2 separate regions of the Mus musculus genome follow, and region 2 is linked to region 1. Evidence: chromatin contacts called from ENCODE Hi-C or POLR2A ChIA-PET data. All regions are on one chromosome and are shown on one strand. Each heading gives the region's core, a stretch centred on a gene start or an enhancer-like site at or near the end of the contact. The rest is flanking DNA. Distances are from core to core; before and after follow the strand shown.

What was found. A loop is a pair of places that touch in the nucleus more often than their neighbours do. ChIA-PET counts read pairs that join two places held with the same protein, here RNA polymerase II (POLR2A).
Region 2: POLR2A ChIA-PET joins it to region 1 with 10 read pairs in embryonic stem cell. The contact joins the promoter of Plin2 here to the promoter of Haus6 in region 1. A Hi-C loop is called at or near these places in 4 of 37 maps with a recorded cell type or tissue (Patski, T-helper 17 cell and regulatory T cell). POLR2A ChIA-PET finds 5 or more read pairs at or near these places in 4 of 5 experiments (Patski and embryonic stem cell).

Annotation. Positions count from the first base shown.
Region 1 is chr4:86,608,898-86,616,206 of GRCm38, forward strand. Haus6 (HAUS augmin-like complex, subunit 6) reads right to left here and starts at 3,158. Exons shown (of 17, transcript NM_173400.3): 1 at 2,789-3,158. The coding sequence starts at 2,916.
Region 2 is chr4:86,666,565-86,673,873 of GRCm38, forward strand. It overlaps Plin2 (perilipin 2), which reads right to left and starts at 3,495. Exons shown (of 8, transcript NM_007408.3): 1 at 3,381-3,495; 2 at 2,086-2,141; 3 at 1,803-1,998. The coding sequence starts at 2,115.

The sequences.
Region 1 (7,309 bases), core at 1,908-4,407:
AATTTGTTGTTTTTAAGTAAACATGATATGATATTCACCCTCAAAGTTATAGTTAAGTTTGATTTGGTAATTGTCTAGTAGTTACTACTATTAGCATATGTAGTGCTTTGGTTAGAAGTCTGTTCTAGGTGGCTCAGCAGGTAAAGGTGCTTGCCACTAAGCCTTACTACCTGAGTTCCATCCCTGGGACACCCACATGGTGGCAGGAAAGACTTGACTCCACACAAATATTGAGAGAAATCAAGAATAGATGAGACACCTAAGGAAAGGAACTTGCCTCCCAGAAATGCAAGCCTGAAGATCTGAATTCTATTCCCAAACTCAAGTAAATAAATCGTCTAACTACACATTGTCCTTTGACCTGCACACACTTGCTGTGGCTCGCACTTGCACACTCACAGACAATAAATGAAACAAAAACTAAGAAACAGATGAATAACTGGGAATGGTGGTACATACTTCTACCACACCTGACACTTGGAGGTGGAGGCAGAAGGATTAGGAGATTAAGGTCATATCTGGAGTTTGAGACCAGCCTGAGATATTAAAACCTTTTTCTCCAAAAAAGAAAAAAAAAAAAAGGAAGAAAAAGAAGGAGGAAGAGGAAAAAGAAGGAAGAGGAGGAGGAAGGGGAAGATGAGGAGGAAAAAGGAGGAGGAAGAGAAAGAAAGGAAGAAAGGAAGAAAGAAAAAAGGAAGGAAAGAAAGAGAGAGAGAGAGAGAGAGAGAGATTAAAAATAAGATACCTAGGTGCATTAACACAACCATTAGAACTGAAATTATACTGACAAAATACATGCAGGCACAATGGCACACTCCTGCAATCAATCCCAGCACTCCAGAAGCCAAGGCAAGAGGATTATCACAAGCACAAGACCAGCTGGGAGCAGAGTCTCATGCCTTTAGTCCCAGTACCTAGGAAACAGAGGCAAATGGATCTCTCATGAGTCTGAAGCCAACCCAGTCTACATAATGCATTCCAGGACAGCCAGAGAGCTAAATAGTGAGACCCTGTCTTGGAAAAAAAAAAAAAAAAACAAAAATTGAAGAAAAACAAAAAGATAACAATTAAATAGATGGGGGCAACAGATGACGGATCTATCCCCAGATTATTCTTGTCCTTGGTGAGGAACATGAGGAACATAACAGAAACTGTCTCCAGCCCGGTTTCTTTTTTCTTTTCTTTTCTTTTCTTTTCTTTTCTTTTCTTTTCTTTCCTTTTCTTTTCGAGACAGAGTTTCTCTGTAGCCCTGGCTGTCCTGGAACTCACTCTGTAGACCAGGCTAGCCTTGAACTCAGAAATCCACCTGCCTCTGCCTCCCGAGTGCTGGGATTAAAGGCATGCACCGTCATGCCCAGCCAGCCCTGTTTCTGGAAACTTCATCACCCTATTCTGGTAGCATAGTTATGTGAGGGCTGAAATGTAACAGCAGCAAAAGTTTCTGAAAATGCATCAACCAAAAGTTAACATGATATCAACACTTAAGCAAGAGAGGCAAACAGAGCTGGAGGCCATGGTATATAATCATCCATCTCAAAGGAAAAAAATGGGGGAGCATCCTTTAGTATGCAAATTTACTTTCGTCCCTAATAGTAAAATTACATGTATGCCATGGAATTGCTTTAAAATAACATGTATAACCTACTACAAGTGAATGATTGCATACTATCATATACCTACTTAACTGAGGTTGCATAAAAATGTCTAAAGCATCAAAAAACAAAACAAAGTTAATTTAACTAGGGATGGTTGGTGGGACGTTTTAATCCCCAGCACATAAGAGGCAAGGGCAGGCTGGTATCTGAGTTCAAGGCTAGCCTGTCCACAAAAAGAGGTCCAGAAGCCTTGTCTTGAAAAATAAACAAACAAACAAAAACAAAAATCAAACAAAAGACAAAATTCATTGAGACTGGAGAGATGTCTCAGGTTACTAACAGTGTCTGCGCCTCCAAAAAGACACGGGTTCAATTCCCAGAATCCACATGGCAGATCTAAACTGTAACTCCAGTCCCAGAAGATCTGACAACCTCACACAAGACATACAAGCAAGCAAAACAGCAATCTGGAGGAGCAAGGCGATGGAATTAAAATCCCAGCACACCTCCCATTACTACAGAGAGGGGGGTTTTGTCTCAAAATAAAAATAATAGTAGCCGGGCGGTGGTGGCGCACGCCTTTAATCCCAGCACTTGGGAGGCAGAGGCAGACGGATTTCTGAGTTCAAGGCCAGCCTGGTCTACAAAGTGAGTTCCAGGACAGCCAGGGCTATACAGAGAAACCCTGTCTCGAAAAAAAAAAATAGTAATAATGGTGATGATGGTGATATAGTAATAATAGAATCATTCTTTCCATTAAATTATAAGGAGGAAAGGGGGCCTGAAACCGGAAGCTCGTGTCTAAAGTATACAAATATAAACAAAGTATTTCTTTTTGTGATCGCAACCATAACTGAAGTGGCAAAGGAAAGGGTATCGGCTTTTGATTTTCATTCCCACACATTATTATGTTTTTGCTAGCTGTAACATGTTTTAGTTCGGATTCAAAGTTTAAACCCACAGTTAACTACTTATAAGATGTTTGCATATATAGTTCCCCGACGCCTCCCACCAACTACAGACCACGAAGGCAGGGTTAAGCGGGCCCGCCGTTGTGCCTCAACTGCAGAGCACGCCTCTAAAGCGTCCCGCACCCGCATCCCTTACACTGGTGACGACCAGTCCCCCACCACAGGGTTCTGCCGCCAGTGACTGGACGCCAAGGACCGCGCCACCGCCCCAGATCTCCTTACTCTCCAAGGTGCGCGTGCGGCACCATCTTCCCGCCGAACGTGATGCTGGAGCTCGGATCCAAGCCCAGCGCCTGCAGGTACATCCAGAGATGCTGCTTCTCGAAAGCGGAGTCCCGGGCCGAGCTCATGCTTTCCACGGGCAGGGCGACTGTGACGGAGGAAAACGAAGGCACCGAAGCCGTGAGGACCCTTGGACCCCTCCTACAGGCATCCCGGGGTGACGACAACCCCTCTGCGGCGGCCGCCCGCTGCCTCCTCTCCGAGAGCCATCCCACCACAAAAGGCCGAACGCGCCCAGAAAAACAGACAGTGACTGCAGCGCTCCACGCAAACCAAGACTCCCGCGCTTGCGGAAGACTACACTGCGCAGGCGCAGGCGCAGTCCCGACTTCCGGGACTGGTCTTCCTAAGAGGACTCAATCTCCCACCATGCAATGCATCCCTGTCTCCGGGCACATGAAGTCCCTGAGAGAAACTATAAGACCCACAAAGCATTGCGTGACCAGCCAATTGCCCCAAGGTCCGGAAACCGGGTGTTTTCTAGAGCCCTCCCGGCCTTAGTTCCGGATTCTTTGCGTTTTAGGTTTCTGTTGCTCGGGTTGTGATTGCTGTTCAGTAAAAGCTACATTGTAGCTCCTTATAGTGAGTGATGCAGGTGTATGGCCCTAAACAAATCATCTTTTCCTTTATTTTAAGACAGGGTCTTGTCCGGTGGAGGCAGCGGTGTACTCCTTTAATCCCAGTACTCAGAGGAGAAGAACTTTGTTAGTTCGAGAACACTACTGATTTCCGGGACAGCCAGAGCTACACAAAGAAACCCTGTCTCGAAATAAAACAAAGCAAAACCAAAAAGGCAGGATCTTGCTATGTAGCTCTAACTTTATGTAGCGCAGTCTGGCGTCGAAGACTGTACCTGCCTTCCTACTATATGAATTAATGGGCAAGAGTCACAGGGGCCGATGGAGTTGTTCATTGATCACCTCATCTAGAGTGCTTGGCAAAATTTTTATTATCAAATGTTTCTTTGGTCGTGGAGGTTGCAAGTCGAGATTTCTTTTAGCCTCCTCTGGCCTTGAACTCCCTTCCCAAAGGAAGATGACCCTGAATTCCTAATTCTGGAATGCTCTCCATCTTTGTGGGAGGCACCACCAGCCATACTTCAACTTGCTGTACTAGAAATCTGTCTCTCACCGGGCAGCACTTGGGAGGAGAAGACAGGCGGATTTCTGAGTTGCAGGCCAGCCTGGTCTACAGAGTGAGTTCCAGGACAGCCAGAGCTATTCAGAGAAACCCTATCTCGAATAACAACTACAACAAAGTCTGTCTCTCTGCTGAGTGTCAGGAGTCATAATGGGACAAGCATCATCCTGAAGTGGTCTACTTCGGATTATTAGATGACCTGCGACAGGTGCACCCTTATTAAGCAAGGCTGTAAGGAATTCATTTTAGGGAAGATTCCTGCTATTAATATTGCTTTTCCTGTTATTATTAAAAATATATAACAATCACTAAGTAGTAGCACACCCCTTTGGAGCAGATCTCTGCAGATCCATGAAGATGTATTGTCTTGTAGTGATGCCATATAGACAAATAGATGACTTAAGTCATCATGATGATCCTATAAGAATTCCTAAAATTTTATCTGTGATTATTAAGCTCATTTTTACTGGGACTCCTATTAAGTCGTTTTTGATAGTCAAAACTGCAATGAGAACTCGGCCAATTTTCCACATGTTACCAGTTCTTAGATGGTAACCAGATTTTCTCCTATTCAGAGCACATTCCAAGAGGTGATAAAACAATTAACCAAAAGTCATATAAAGGGAACTAATGATTTATTATAGGTGCTAGGACAGAAGATAAAATATTGACTGGGTTTATCTATACAAAACTTCACTAATAACTTAGTTATGGTTTTAAACCTTCAGTGAACCTGTGGAGCTGAGACAGGTGATGGATGTTTAGCCAGAAAATTATTCCTAATGGATACGAATGTAGACATTCTCTATTGTAAACTTCTATTTCAATTTATGATTTGATTTTTTGTGTGAACTTTGTGATCATGTATTCTGAAAGATGTATAGGTACTGAAGACAAATGAGAAAGAAGAATTTTTTAAAGCCTTTCCCCACTTAGACTAGAATTTTTTGCCTTTCCCCCCTTAGAAGAATTTTTCCCTTTTCCTTTTCCCACTTAGGATCTTTTCGCTTTTCCCCTTAGATGGCTTCCATAGGAAACTTTTTACAACTTAGTAATAAATGCTATAATAACTTTTCTAAGTGTCCCTTTTTCTTCCTGTGACTTCTGACTAGCAGGCTGAAAGTTAGAGCCCAGCAGTTCCTGCCGAGATGGAACAAAGGCACATTGTTTAATCCTCTGCTGTTAGGCTACAGTTATTAATCACCTAAACCAGCAGTCTTTTACCCTCAGAAGGACGTTTTAGAAGTTATCATCAGCATTTCAGTACAGTTAGAGAGCTAGAAAGCCCCAAGACCTCAGACTTTAAAGCCATCACCAGAGTCCTACTCTATGACTCCACCACTACACTCTCCAGGCTAGGAGGCTCCCTTCACCTAAGTATACAGCTTCCCCTTCCAGCACCCTGAACTTCTGGCTATTCTTTCTCGAACATCCCTTGTATAACAAGTCCTTCGAGGTAGGGAACTATCATATTTCACATTACCATATCAAGCAGTTATTGCCTCCTGACTTACTAAAAGCACCAGTTCCTGTAAAATTAAGTTCCTGTAGTTTGCAAGGAGGCCATCTGTAAGCTTTCCAAAGCACCAGAGTTCATTCTAAGATCTGACATTGCTCACAGGAAGTTTTGGTGTTTGATTATTATCCACATAGGTGACTTTTTAAATATCCCAGCCTCTCAGTTAACTGACCTTGTTTAAGTCTGTCTTCCATTCTGCTCATGGTATAAAACCCTTTATGTTGTCAATTTTGCTCTAACACTTCCATAATCTCAACCTCCTAACCTTGAAGCCCAACCCCTCCACATCTCATATATTCACACATGAATTTGTGGAACTACACAGATGTACAGGATTCAATTTGCTGGATTTGTTATCCATATAAATATTCAAATTATCCTTTATTTGGACAATGAGGACTTACTCAAATTTCCAAGAAATTGAAGGCTCATTTTGGGCAGTTCCTGTGCAGACCTGAAATCAGCCATTTCTTCCAGAACCCCTGCTTTAGTGAGAAATCATACTTTGTGACCATGACCTGGGCAAAAAGGACATTCATAGTTACTAAAATATGTATTTATATTTTAGTTTATAGAATATATTTAGCTACTTAATACTTGATACTGTTTTGTGACCAGCAATGTTTTGTGCCACTAACCTCACAAATTCAGTTGTTGATATAATCTTTTCGTGCATTGTGTGAAGGTTGTCTTTGTATATTCAAATATTGAATGCTGTACCAGCAGATAGCTGAGTACTGTCCACATTTTGGTTTTGTTATTCTTACAAATTATCACCTACCCCAATATTTTGTAATACCTTCCTCACTTACTAGTTGATTTAATAAAAATATGAAAGTCAATAGCTGCCAGGAGAGGAAAGGCAGAACTTCTTAGCAGAGAGAGAGTTTCTGGGAGAAGAACCAGATGTGGGGATTCACCAGCATGACATGGGATTGAAGGAGAAAGACAGGAAAAGGGCCATATGGAGGGACAGAGGCCAGGATTTGGTGGAGTATAATAGCTGAGAAACTGCCCAGCTATAGTACCTAGGCTTTTAAAAACAGCAAGTCTCCATTTCCTTATTCCATCCACTGGAAGTCCAGAGAAAGTCCTGCTATATTCAGTGTCTTAATCTTTATAGTAAATCCAGCACTGAGGCAAGTTAAGAAGGTTTTTTTGTTTTTGTTTTTGTTTTTGTTTTTGTTTTTGTTTTTTTAATTTTAAGAGGACCTGGGAAGGGGAAAGAACCATACACTTTAGGATCTAGTTTTGTGTTTCCTGATGACTGAGTCAACAAGTATCAAGGCAACTGCTAGAACCCAAATTGCCTGCAAAGGAAGTGCTTGTTTTCATGAACACAGCTCAATGAGAAGGTTTGGGTGTGTGGAGATACCGTTTCATTATGTATTCCTAGCCTATGTAGAACTCACTACGGAAACCAGCCTGGCCTTGAACTCCCAAAGATGTGCCTGCCTCTGCCTCCCGAATGTACCTGGCTTAAATGAGAATATTTAAACCACAAACTACAGTTACTTAAGACTAGCAAGACTGTGGCCTTGAGTTTAAATACATTAGCACTCTTTTGCTGCCCTTAAACCTAAACAATGCACTTCCAAAAAGAGACAATTTCGTGTGCAAAAGAAACTTTGTTGATGGTGTTATCTTTCTTGAGACAGAGACTCCTGTAAAATAGCATGGTCTCAAATTCACTATGTAGTAGAGGCTGGCCTTGGACTCTGATCCTCCTGCCTCCTACCTCTCAAAACCTTCAGAGTTCTAGGATTAAAGATATGCAACACCAGGCCCAACTGGAAAAATTT
Region 2 (7,309 bases), core at 2,245-4,744, 58 kb after region 1:
AAACGAGCTTGTTCTCACTGTTTGCAGTTCTGGGGATTGAATCCAGGGTCTCATACATGCCAGGAAAGCACCCTTCCAGTGAGGTATAGCCATTTTTAACATAAGTAGATTAACTGTACAATGCGTTTTCTTATCTCAATAATGTTAATATTAAAAATTAAAAGTTTTGAGGGGGTTGAGAGGGGGAACAAAAGAAAAATAAAATTAAATTAAAAGTTTTAGGCTGATGATGTAGATCAGCAAAGTTCTATCCCCAGTACTGTATAAGCCAGGCACGTTGGCTTAGGTCTGTAATCCTAGCCATTTGAGAGGCTAAGCCAGGGGGATATCCCTGAGGACAAAGTTACATAGTGAGTTTGCGGGTCAGGCCAGCATGAGCTACAATGCGCAACCTTGTCTCAAAAAGAAAAGTTTGGGGGCTGGAGAGATGGCTCAGTGGTTAAGAGCACTGACTGCTCTTCCGAAGGGCCTGAGTTCAATTCCCAGCAACCACATGGTGGCTCACAACCATCTGTAATGAGATCTGACTCCCACTTCTTGAGTGTCTGAAGACAGCTACAGTATGCTCCTTGTCTTAGTCAGGGTTTCTATTCCTGCACAAAAATCATGACCAAGAAACAAGTTGGGGAGGAAAGGGTTTATTCGGCTTACACATCCATACTGCTGTTCATCACCAAGGAAGCCAGGACTGGAACTCAAGCGGGTCAGGAAGCAGGAGCTGATGCAGAGGCCATGGAGGGATGTTCCTTACTGGCTTGCTTCCCCTGGCTTGCTCAGCCTGCTCTCTTATAGAACCCAAGACTATCAGCCCAGAGATGGTCCCACCCACAAGGGGCCTTTCACCCTTGATCACTAATTGAGAAAATGCCTTAGAGTTGGATCTCATGGAGGCATTTCCTCAACTGAAGCTCCTTTCTCTGTGATAACCCCAGCTGTGTCAAGTTGACACAAAACTAGCCAGTACACTCCTATAATAAATAATTAAATCTAAAAAAGAAAAAAGAAAAAAAAGAAAAGTTTGGGCGGGGAGCTAATTCAGTGGTAAGGGAGCTCAATACCCAGCCTGAGGACCTGAATTAGATCTGGTATTCTCTGAGCATTGGCACGGCATGCATCTACACACAAATGCATACACACATGCAGACACAAAATGTAAACACAAATGTAATCAAATTTTGTTTTTTCAATCTGCACACGCTGTATGAGAAAGCTAACTCAGGAAACCCCCTTGGATGATGCCTTTGTAATTTCAGTTATTAACACAAAAGTGTTTTGGAAATTTACTTTTTCTTTTCTTTTTGGTTTGTTGTCTTGTCTTGAGACACGTTCTCACTATATAGCTCTGACTAGCCTGGATTTTGTTAGGTAGACTAAAGTGGGCTTGAACACAAAGATCTGCCTGCCTAATTGGACTAACGGCACACACCCTCGAGTATAGGGTTGTTGTTGTTGTTTGTTTGTTTGTTTGTTTGTTTTTCCTTTTTGAGACACTGTCTCATACAGCCCAGGCAGCCTGCAGTTCACTATGTAGCCATGGTCTGCCTTCAACTGACACCTCTTCACCTCCCTTCAAAGTGCTGGGGTGTGAGCACCACGCCTGGCTGGGAAGTTTCTATTAGAGTAATAAGAGTGAGCACCGGTATGGCTGTGAAGAGCCCATCCGTGTGAAGGAAGGTCAGCAGACAGTTTCTGGGTAGAGGAGGGATTGTGCTTCAGGAAGGCCTGGGGGATCCCTGGTGTGACTTAGCACTCACCCTACCCAGTCCCTTGGGCTCAGTGTTGACCGCAGAATCTAGACTCACTTTGTGGCTCCAGCTTCTGGATGATGGGCAGGGCACTTGTCATGGCCGCAGAGGTCACGGTCTTCACGCCCTTCTCGGCCATCTCACACACGGATCTCAAATACGGGTACTGATCCTTTGTACTGACATAAGCGGAGGACACAAGGTCGTAGGTAGAGCTCACCAAGGGCAGGTTGGCCACTCTCATCACCACGCTCTGCAAACACGGAGGAGTGGATAGTAATGACTCAAATCACAAGAAAGGAAAAAGGACCAAGAAACGAATACTTAAAAAAAATCATACCTGTTGCGGATCCACTACTGCTGCTGCCATTTTTTCCTCCTGGAGAAAAGAGACGCCTGGAGAGAAAAGAAACTGGTTTCAGAACATTGAGGACCAATTCCTGTCCCAACCTAGGCAGGCCCACAATTCCAGCATAGACAGTTTCAGTTCCCCAACCCCACCCCTCTAGTTCAGAGCCCTTTTCAAGGCCAACAACCTGACTGGAGGCTCCAGGGCTGTTTACACACTTTCAATAGGAAAGAGTAGTCATTGTCCTGTCTCTTAAATGGGACACTAGAAATGCCTCTGAAATGCCTGTTCTCAAAAATGCTAACCCAAAAGGCAGAAAATTCCATTTAAACAGAAGACATCTTAGATTCCCCCAAACACCTGCCCTTAATTAGTTAATGGATTTATTTCTGTAGGCTTTCTGAGACAGTATTTCTCTTTGTAACAGTCCTGGCTAGCCAGGTTGGCCTGGAACTCACCAGACCTACCTGCCTTTGCCTCCCAAGTGCTAGAATTAAAGATGGCCCTTGCTATACTTAGTCTCTGCCTGTCTAAAGCCCAGGCTGACTCTCTCTACTCTACTTCACTAGTGTTGGTATTAGGTACAGGCCACCATGCCGGGCTCTCAGCATCAGGACTATCAAACTGATACTTGAGGGTGTTTACCACTCTTGTGAACAAGATTGAAACCAGCAGTGGCTGCCTTAATGCTGACTGAGCTCAAGAAAGTCACTCCAGGGAACTGTAAAATCTCCTATCCCCAGTGACCCACACCCACATGAAACTGCCTTCTGCCCAGCAACAGAACCTGTCTAGACTGCTCTGCCTCCAATCCAAAGTCCCAGTTCCTTAGGAAGAACTGTCCAGAAAGCAGAAGCTTCGAGCAGTATCTATACCAAGGAGCAGCCCATAAAATATCTCCTTCCGTTTTCCAAGGGTGAGGTGGGGCTGAGGCAGAGGAGGAGCAAGAGTTTCAGCCCAGCTTGGACCATAGAGAGCCTGCGGGCAGCCAGTGCTGCCTAGTGGGACACTAAAGGAAACCCAGACAATTCTCACTATGCACCTTATAAGTTCTTCTGTGAGGTGTTTCCATTTAAATAAAACCTCGACCGGACAAATGCAAGTTGCTCTACCACAGAAGGACGTGCAAACAGAAAGGAAAACTCTAGAACAAAAGCGAGAGCTTTCCCAACCAGCCCGGGGCTGCTCCCTCCCCCCTCCTCCCCCACCGACCCATTGCTGCAGTTCCGAGCCCAGTGCAGGCAGAGCAGCAGCGGCCTGAGGGCCAGATCTGGTGCAGGACCTACCTAACAGGAGAGCTGAGGGACGAGCAAGTCCGCACGGTCCAGATCACCACACAGCAAAGCGGCCAGAACGACTGTTAAAATATCGCTTGACTGCCCCGCCCAAGCCTCCGAGCCACGTGATAGCCCAGCTGCCTGGGGCCGCTGAACCCTGTGCTGGGCTGGACTGGGACTCTGGGGCCACTCATTGGGGATGAGGGCGTGGGAACCCCAACCTGGTGCCACAATATCGGGGGCCTCCTTGGTTTCCTGAGCCCAGTGCCCTGAGATCCCAGATCAGTACAAGAAGAGCAGGAGCCAGCCGGGGCGAGGCCTTCTGCTGTCTGACTTAGGTCAGGGGTCCTGAAAGCTGCATTGCAAAGATGCAGGGCGTCTTGGGGTTTTGGAAAATGCAGACAAATTAACCAGAGTCTTCAGAAAAGACCACTTCAAAACTGGAAGTTCGGGTTCTAACCTTTTACTTTAAGTCAAGAAAGTTACAAAGATGTGTGGAATTCCAACACGTTAATGACCTGTAGGGACTTCTGGTTTACTGCTCTATGGATGTAAACAATTCATCCATGGGATGTGGCGGCTCTGGTCTGTAATCCCCAGCCAGCACTAGGGAAATTGCGGCAGGAGGATTGTTGTGAGTTCTAGGCCAGAAAAAATACCGTTCTCAAAGAGAGACAACTTATCAAAAGCTTCTAATTAAAAGGTTGATCTGAATTTCCACAAGCAAAGCTTGAGCCTCTCTTCTGTGTTTTCTTTAGTAAAACAATTCCAAATTGCTCCTTAGTGATATCAGCCAACAACTAAGGAAGATGGCCAACTTTATCGTGACTTATGCAATATTTTTAAGTGGTCTGAATCATTTTTTAATCCTTGTCGAGAGGGCAGGGACGTGAACTGGGTTATTTGATCTTGAAAGTTGTACAGCCATCTGGAGTCATAAGGGTTCAGGGAATTTCTTTCCTGGAAAAAGATACAGGTGCAGGCCTTCTAGTTCCTTGCAAGGGAAACTAGAAGGAACAGTTGAAGATAGGAAGGAAGCTCTTGTGCCCTAGCTACATAGATCCCCTGTCACCAGAATATGTAATAAGAGCAACAGCAACAGTGCTGGGCCCTACTAACCGGGGCTTGTGGAAGGTGCCTTTGGAGCTATGGAATTTGAACTCTGGGCAGCACTCACCTCCACGTCAATCATTTCCCCAAAGTTGCATACACACAAGCGCTGCTTACTTTTTCAAAGGTCCAAAGAGCCAAACTGGCTTCATTAATATGTGTGCCTGAATCAATCCATTGCAGGCACTGGAAGACACCACCGTATAATTATAAAGGAAAAAGAAAAAGAAGAAATGTCTGGAAGTCCAAAGATGCTCTGGATGTTTTTATTAAAGATTGTGTTTTACATGCGTATGCATGTATGTATGTATGTATGTATGTATGTATGTATGTATGCCACATCTGTGCAGATGTCATCTGAGACCTTTTAGAAAAGGACATTGGATTGCTAGGAGCTGAAGTTTAGCTGATTGTGAGCCAAAGCACTCAGGAGACTGAGACAGGAGGATTACAGGTTTGAGACTAGGTTGAGCTACATAGTGAATACCAAACCAGGCAGGCTACACAGCAAGACACTGACCCCACCAAACCAAACCAAACCAAACCACCCCACAATTCTCCTTCTGATAGTGATGATGATGTAAAAATGAGAACAATCAACTACATCCTTTTTTTAAATTTAATTTTATTTTTTGGTATTATTCTAAGTCAGAGGTTCTCAACCTGTGGGTCATGGCTCAGGAGTCTAACAACCCTTTCACAGGGGCCGCCTAAGACTATCTGCATAGCAGATATTTACATTTCGGTTCATAACAGTAGCAAAATTACAGCTAAGAAGTAGCAACAAAATAATGATACAGTTGGAGGTCACCACAGCTGTTTTAAAGGGTGACAGCAATAGGAAGGTTGAGAACCACTGCTCTAAGCAAATATTTGATCTGTCCACCGCTTGTTACTCCCCTCCCCCACATTCTAATGACGGCTCTCCAACATGACCTCTTTCTTTGCCCTTTCACCTACAAAAGGCCTCTTTTTTACATTTCAAGCCAGTGAGTCACTTCCTCTTGTTAAAGATGTGCAATTTTTCTTCTGTTTTTGTCTGCCAGGGAAGAAGGAGGCCCCTGGGGGATCATCTGGGATCAGAGTATTCTAACCTGCGAAGGTTGGACCACATCAAATTAATCTGTTTCTATTTCACTTTCACCAGTGTGAGAACTTGAGAAGAAGACTTACTAAGAAAAATTAGGATGACTCCTGAGAGTCGGAGGGCCTTCAAGTTGTCTTTCTTTTTTTCTCTTGAGACAAACTCTCACTCTGTAGCCCAGGCTGGCTTTAAACGCATCATGGAGCCCAGGCTGACTTCAAACTTGCAGTGATCCTCCTGCCGCAGCTTCTTGAGTATTATGAATACTGGCGTGAGCTATGCCCAGAAAAAGCTATTTTTATAAAATGAGCTCTCATGGTGTGTTCTAGGACAGCAGAGTCACCTGATCAGAGAGTTCTGCCTTCCTAGTCCAGATCTACTGAGACGGGATCTGAGGGGATTAGTCGGACATTACAGCAGCATGGAGCCTTGCTGGCGTGGAATTACTACGACCTTTTTATAAAGAAACCGCCTCGGGGAAGTCACCTGATCTGCCATAGTCTAAAGACCAAGCAGCAACTTGACCAAGATTAGATCCCAAGGCGATGATGGCCTGAGCTGGTTGCTTAACTTGTTTTTGCCTTGGCTTTCTCACCTGTGAAATGGAGATAACACTGCTTCCTGGTCTAGATAAAGTCATTTGGCTATTCCTTCTATTAGTCTTTTGTCTGTCTGATGTTTCTTTATTTTCTTTCTTCTTTCTTTCTTATTTTAAAGTCAGGGAATCACTGTGTAGCCTAGGCAACCCTCATATTCATTGTGTAGTTTAGGTTGGCCCTGATCCTCCTCTTTACTTCTTAAATGCTGGGATTGCAGGCATGTGATTAGGATTACAGTCACATATCACCACGCCTCTCTAAACTCTGCCTTTACATGGTAAGAATAAGGGGATGGCAAGATGGCTCAGTGGGTGATAGTGCTTTCTGTGCCAGCCTGAGGGCCTGAGTTTACATCACAGCACCCACATAAAAAAGCCAAATGTGGTTGGCCAGCATTGAGAGAAGGAGAAGGCAGGAGAATAACCGGGGTTTGCTGGATTCCAGCCTAGCTTCAGGTTCAGTGAGAGATCTGTCTCAAAGGACCAAGAGGGGAAATGACATTGAAGAACACCCTATCTCCTCCACCTGTGTGTACGTGACCTGCACATTCCTAAGCATGCTTAGCACACACACAAGCACACACACATACAAAGGAAGGGTAGAGAGCACTGGGAGAGATGGCACACACCTGGCATCACAGCACTAGGGAACCTGAGAAAGAGGACTGCCAGGAGTTCAGGACTCCTAGTGAGTTCCAGGCAACCTGGACTACACAGCAAGATACTCTTTAAAGAGATGGGAGTCTGTGTTCGGAAGCTAGAAGGGCTTGCTATCAAGCCTGATGATTGGAGTTAGATTTCCCAGAACCCTCTTGGTGACAGGAGAAAGAAATGATGCCCACAGTGGTTTTCTGATCTGTAAAAGCTCTTCATTCACACCAGCTACCACCAGCACCACTGAAATTTAAAAATCAAAACAAAACAAAAAAACCCTAAGTAAATAAAAATGTAAAAGAGTAAGGACAAAGACAAGCGTGATGGGGCATGCCTTTAATCCCAACACTTGGGAGACAGAGGAAGATGGATTTCTGAGTTCAAAGCCAGTCTGGTCTACTTAAGGAGTTTGAATTCCTGCCAAAGCTACACAGTGGAAAAAGGGGGGAGGGGGAAGGGGAAGGGGATAGGGGAAAGATGGTATTTGTTTCT